2 separate regions of the Homo sapiens genome follow, and region 2 is linked to region 1. The links are chromatin loops, found by intact Hi-C in ENCODE. Cell type or tissue: psoas muscle. All regions are shown on one strand. Each heading gives the region's core, and the rest is flanking DNA. Links, peaks and the distances in the headings are about the cores only. Region 1 holds the start of MSTN (myostatin). Region 2 overlaps ANKAR (ankyrin and armadillo repeat containing).

Evidence for each region. Peaks named below come from ENCODE experiments on the same cell type or tissue, not always from the same donor. Only the 100,000 strongest peaks of a DNase experiment are listed, where the experiment ranks them.
Region 2: it touches region 1 in a loop (5-fold over the local background); 4 of 110 quality-filtered maps call a loop at or near these places.

Annotation. Positions count from the first base shown.
Region 1 is chr2:190,060,965-190,063,889 of GRCh38, forward strand. It overlaps MSTN (myostatin), which reads right to left and starts at 1,765. Exons shown (of 3, transcript NM_005259.3): 1 at 1,260-1,765. The coding sequence starts at 1,632. It also overlaps a transcript of AKAP19 not described here. In psoas muscle, for the core only: no CTCF peak of the experiment used is centred there; no DNase peak of the experiment used is centred there; H3K4me3 peaks cover 1,824 bases; H3K27ac peaks cover 2,377 bases.
Region 2 is chr2:189,681,363-189,684,287 of GRCh38, forward strand. All of the region lies in intron 2 of ANKAR (ankyrin and armadillo repeat containing), which reads left to right. Among named protein-coding and RNA genes, the nearest start is that of ANKAR, 8.2 kb to the left of the region's middle. In psoas muscle, for the core only: no CTCF peak of the experiment used is centred there; no DNase peak of the experiment used is centred there.

The DNA of each region.
Region 1 (2,925 bases), core at 333-2,832:
CCTTTTAAAGGAGCAAAACTAAGCAGATAATTAACACAAAAATTTTGATGTTATATTCAGGCTATCTGAAAAGTTCGAAAGTATTGTCTTTAGGGCCAGGCTGTCATGTAAGCACAAGCACTAACAATTTCTTTTATTTTGGTTTTCCAAAATTGTCTATAAAAGGTAAATCTGCTCCAGACCTATTTGATAGCAGAGTCTTAAATGGAAATTCTTTGCTGCATTGTAACCTGATTACTTAATAAGGGAAATAATATTTTAAAACTGTTTGGAGTCTTGTTTAAAGTATATAAAGCATTGTATTAAAGCAAGATAACAGGTAACACAAAATTTTTCTTGCCATGCCTTCTCTGTCAAGGTGCCTGTTTCTCTTTCCTGGAGAAAGTATTCTTTTGAGCTGACTGCAAAAGGAATTGTATGAAATATGTTATCTGTCAGAAGCAGTGTAGATACTACAGGTAAAAGCCCTCCCTCTCAGGAAGAATAAAATATTTTAGAAGGTTATTAAGCACTGTGCCTGCTTGGAAGTACACAAACTGGGTACTCTCAATAATAGTACTATGGTCAAGGTACAAGGAGGACTTTGTGAGCCATAACCTACCCAATTAAAATGTTTATTTCTTAGGCATTTTCTAATATTTAGTTCATGATGATTATTATGCTATGTTTACTTCATTATTGTTCTTACTAACACATTAAGATATTTAATTTTTGCATATTCTTCAGTGTAATAGCTCTCAAAATTAAATTTTTAACTGTGAAGAACAAAAAAATTACTGAGAGAGTTTCAAATAACAGAAATCACTTGAGGTTTTCAGCAGTGCTCAAGTAAGCTTAAACATCCAGCAAGTTTCTTTTTTTTTTTCTGTTATTAGTGAAAAAAACTTATTTTACACAACTAAATACAATTCTAAAATCTAATGTAAGTTTTAAACACTGCTTGTAGTATCTCCCAGTCCTTGCCTTGGTGGTATTATTGTGAAAGCATAAGCATGCTATCTATATTTGCCTTATTAAATTAATGCTATGCAAGTACTTTATTTTTTAGTTTTTTGTCTCTATAAGAAAACAAATAATGCAGCAGATTTTTGTCTCATTAATATATTCTCATGCAATCTTGAAAAAGAGAAACTCTTTTCCTTTCTACTTACATACAGGCCAACAGCTTGTTTAAAAGAGCCTGAAAATAGATCTGTTTCTCATAAACACTAGAACAACAGTCAGCAGAACTGTTGATATACACTAATAGGACTACTTACACTCTGTAGGCATGGTAATGATTGTTTCCGTTGTAGCGTGATAATCGTCATCTTCCAAAGAGCCATCGCTGCTGTCATCCCTCTGGACATCATACTGATCAATCAGTTCCCGGAGTGGAGGAGCTTTGGGTAAAAGTTGTCTTATAACATCTTTGCTGATGTTAGGAGCTGTTTCCAGACGAAGTTTACTGAGGATTTGTATCTTAATGGCTTCTATTCTTGAAGATTTAGTGTTTTGTCTCCAAGTACATGCATTACACAGCCCCTCTTTTTCCACATTTTCTTTTTGCTCACTGTTCTCATTTAGATCCACTGGACCAGCAACAATCAGCATAAACAGGTAAATATAAACACAGAGTTGCAGTTTTTGCATGATTTTAAAATCAATATAATCTTTTTTCTTGTTCTTGTTTCTTCCTTTTACTTTTCTTTTGCTTTTGAGTAATGCCAAGCAAAATTTTAATGCATGTACAGTCTGAGAGACAACTTGCCACACCAGTGAATCTTTTATACTGTATTCCAAGTGGCTTTTTATATTCCAACTTAGATGAGACAAGTGTCGTCAGGATCTATGATTGGCTCTTGCTCCACAATGAATCTCGCTGTCAGAGGTTAAAACCCTGTCTGTCCCAAGTCACCAAGCAGTATTTTGTTACAGTCAAGGGTGAGCTGATTCATTTGACTACTTCATAAAAGAAATAAATCTACAAATAATAAAAGATATTTGTGACATTTGAAAAACAAAAGTCTATGTTGGCAATAATATAAACTGTACTTAAATCTTACTAATCCTCACACAACTCTTATTGTAATTTAAATAAGTCAATTTTAATTTATACTACATATTTAAAATATGAAATATTACTTCCTCAAAAACTAAAATGATTTTATATTGTTTAGGCAAGTATTTGAAGTAGAAAATATTTTTATTTGTTGTATTAAATTATTTTTAGTGCCAAGTAATTAGGAAAATAAAAATTAGGAAGACCTGAATTAAAAGTTAAGATTATGATACTAGTTGAGAATTTTCATCTATAATTTGAGAAACTTGTTTTCTGACTAAATTCTTAGTAAATATTGGAAGTCATTGTTATTATAACATATTGTGCATGGAATTATTTTTACATAGTTTCATGTCTTTTATTAATATGAAAATTATACTGAACTTTTGACTGAGTGCTATTATTTCCTATTCTAAAGATGCAGATTAACATAACTCAGAAGATGTGTTTTTCATTGTTTATTACCAAGAGGGTAATGCCAGCTAGTAGAAAAATCTCTGAACATAGACTAAGATAATGAATTTTATAACTGGCATGGCAGAGATTATTACAGTTTGCCTCAGATTTCCAGCAGTAAATATCCAGAGAGTAAAAAGTGCAGTATCTATTCTCTATAAATTATATCAGAATATTATGAGCACATAAAAGAGAAAGAGCATCATGATAAAGGGGTGACCTTTTGTTGTTTCCCAATACTGCGATATGTTTGCACCCCTTTGCCAATTTCTCATTTTGACCAGAGGGCAGACACCTGGCAGGGATTTGGGGTAAAGTCTGGGAGCAGAGAATAGAGCTTTTTGTTCTCTAAATTTAAGTGGCCTCTGTAGGGATCAAACGTTCAACCTTAGCTTTGGGAGCCACAAGATCTAGTCAAATGAACTATT
Region 2 (2,925 bases), core at 97-2,596, 380 kb before region 1:
AAAGTTAGTTACATCAAGCCACTTCATGGCCCAGGATCTGGTCTATTTCACCCATCTGTGTGTCATATCTGAGGTTGCCACCCTCTATGAGGATTCCCTTGCAATGGTGCACCTGGTAAGGGGATCAGAGACACATAGGAACATTCTAATCAAGTTGTAGGTGGAAACAGAGAGCACCAAAGGACTAATGCTGTCTGCTTTCTACACCTACATTTTCAGGGTTGATACTCAAAACACTTAACCACCAGCACAGTATTGGCACTGAGCAATCAGAATGGACGTCAGCCATAATGCTGGAGCAGGGTCTCAGAGACCTCCTGCTTGTCATATTTACCCTTTTCTGGATCATGGAGCTTTTCAGGTGATCCCTGGGGAGGGAGGTATTCAATGAGCTTGGGGCTGCAGCAATTCAGTTTGCCAATTGAGGGTTCAGTATTTTAACAATGTGGTGTTATTGTTGCATATTAGCTAAATATCAGTGCTTTCCTGATATGAAACTTATGTCTTGAGTTTTGTGATTCTACTTTTAAAATATCTCTCAAAATCATCTACTTTGGCTTATCTCTACTGCAACACTGTAGTACAGAACACCCTTTTCCACTGCAACAGCATTCTGACTGCTCTCTGCCTCAAACCTTTTAAAAATTGTTCTTAAATGAGGCTGGGAACCTTAACAAATCCAGTCACTCTACTATCATGTGCCTGGGGATAGTGCTGGGTGTGTTTACAATAGAGTGCTTAATACTGTTGGCTCCTGGCCAATCAAAGATGAGCATCAAAACCATGCATGGTGGAATGTATCTTTATTCCCAGCTACTCAGGAGGCTGAGGCAGGAGAATTACTTGAGGCCAAGAGTTTGAGGCTGTAGTGTATTATGTTTGCACCTGTGAATAACCACCACTCTGCAGCCTGGGAAACATAGTGAGACCCCCATCTTTTAGGAAAAAAAAAAGAAAAAAAGATGAGCATTACACCTAGTAGAAATATTTTTTTCTCTCTCCACTGCACATTGGGTGTCTGCTTCAGAAACTTCAACAATGTGTGGTGCAAGCAGTGGTAAATGACCACCAGCATACATACTAGACCTACTGAAGTAGTTTATAGGGGGAATCTCACGGTGGCAGTAGCAGGAATAGGCACAGGTTTCCCCATCATGCACCACACCTGGAGCACCACTGTGAAATCCTACAGGGCCAATGGTCAGACTCTAAGAAAGGGACCTGAACCATTGGGCTACAGGGCTTTTATGCTACATGATTAAAGAAGCATCAGGTCAGAGGACAGGATACAATAGCAAGATGTTTTAGCCTAGGTTACACTCCAAATTGCATCAGAAACAAGGACGTGAGTCAAGTTAGTTTTTGAGAAATGATTCCAAGGAACAGGAGTGAGGGACAGGAAAAGTGAATAGAAAAGGAGGGAGCATCAACCCAAGAATGTGCTGTCGAGCTTTTTCACCACTTGGGCAATTGGGATTTATTTTGCTGGGACACTCTGAGGAGTCATATAGAATACACTGCAGAATTGCCAGCCTAAGGGATGTGCTATGGTCTGAATGTTTATGTCTCCCCAAAATTCAAATGTTGAAACCTAATCACCAATGGCATTAGGACATGGGACCATTGGAGGGTGATTAGTTCATAAAGGCAGACCCCTCATGAATGGGATTAATGCCCTTATAAAAGAGGCCCCAGAGAGCTGCCTTGTCCCTCCCACCCTGTACGGATACAGCAAGAAGGTACCGTCTATGAACCAGGGAATGGGTCCTCATCAGACACCACATCTAACTTGATCTTGGATATCCCAGCCTTTACAGCTGTGAGAAATAATTTTCTATTCTTTATAAGCTACCCAGTCTGTGCTTTTTTCTTACAGTAGCTCTAAATGATTAAGACAGGATAGATGAGGGAAAAGTGTATCCGCTGGCTGCTGTCTCTCATTAGCCGAAGTTTGAATGGAGGGTTAACTCGCTCATGCTTTCAGATTTGTTCCTACACCAGAATGGCTGGATGGGTTCCATCAGGAGTCTAACAGCAGTGGCAGAGAAGCCTCAGGGCAAAAATAATCCTGTGGTGCACTTGAGGCAAGGTACAGTCAGGTCAAGTCTGTGTGGAGCAAAAACTACAGTTTAAAAATGTGGTCTGAAAGGATGTGAGGTAGGGAACAAAAGGTGTCTGATACACAGTGTGACTCATGGAAACTTGGCTGCAGCCCTTTCTTCCAAGCTTAGTGTTAGAGATTGAGGGAGTGTACCACCTCTCCCCTGGCATGATCAGAGAGCTGGTGTCCAAGCTTTGTAATTGCAGGTACATGGTGTCAAGCTAGCAGCAGTGTAAGTTGTTATATCACCATTCACGTTTGGGAAAACAGCAGCTCCTCTGTTGGCATGACTGGGAAACTGTGTTCACACCTTGCAACTGACCATGTGATTACCTTAAACACTGTGCTACAGTGGATTTCCAAGGAATTGTGCAGAAAGCCAACTCTTTTTCAGAGGGCAGACTGCTGGGAATCCGTCTTGGCCAAGTTAACCTTTATCTCTCACATAGCTTTGCACTCTACAAACCACCAGCAACATCATTCTTTAAAAACAGTAGCAATAGTAGAGAATAGAGCACACCAAAAATCTGGCCATGTTACCCAGTTTTCTCAGCAGGCATTTTAGTTAGGGTGGATCCCTTCATCTAATTCATAAATTCTTAGACTCTTTCCAGAAGGCTAGGAGGATGGAAGGAAAGAAGAAAACATCTCATGATAGCAAAATAGGAGAAGGGAACTTTTAATAGAAATATTGAGAAAAAATGGGAACTTATTTATTATCACAAGCGAGTAATGTGAGTTGGGTTGTTTTTTTCTCTGTTCATTCCCTGTCCTCTATCTGGAATGCCTTCTTCCTGTTCACCCCACACCACTGTCCACTTTCT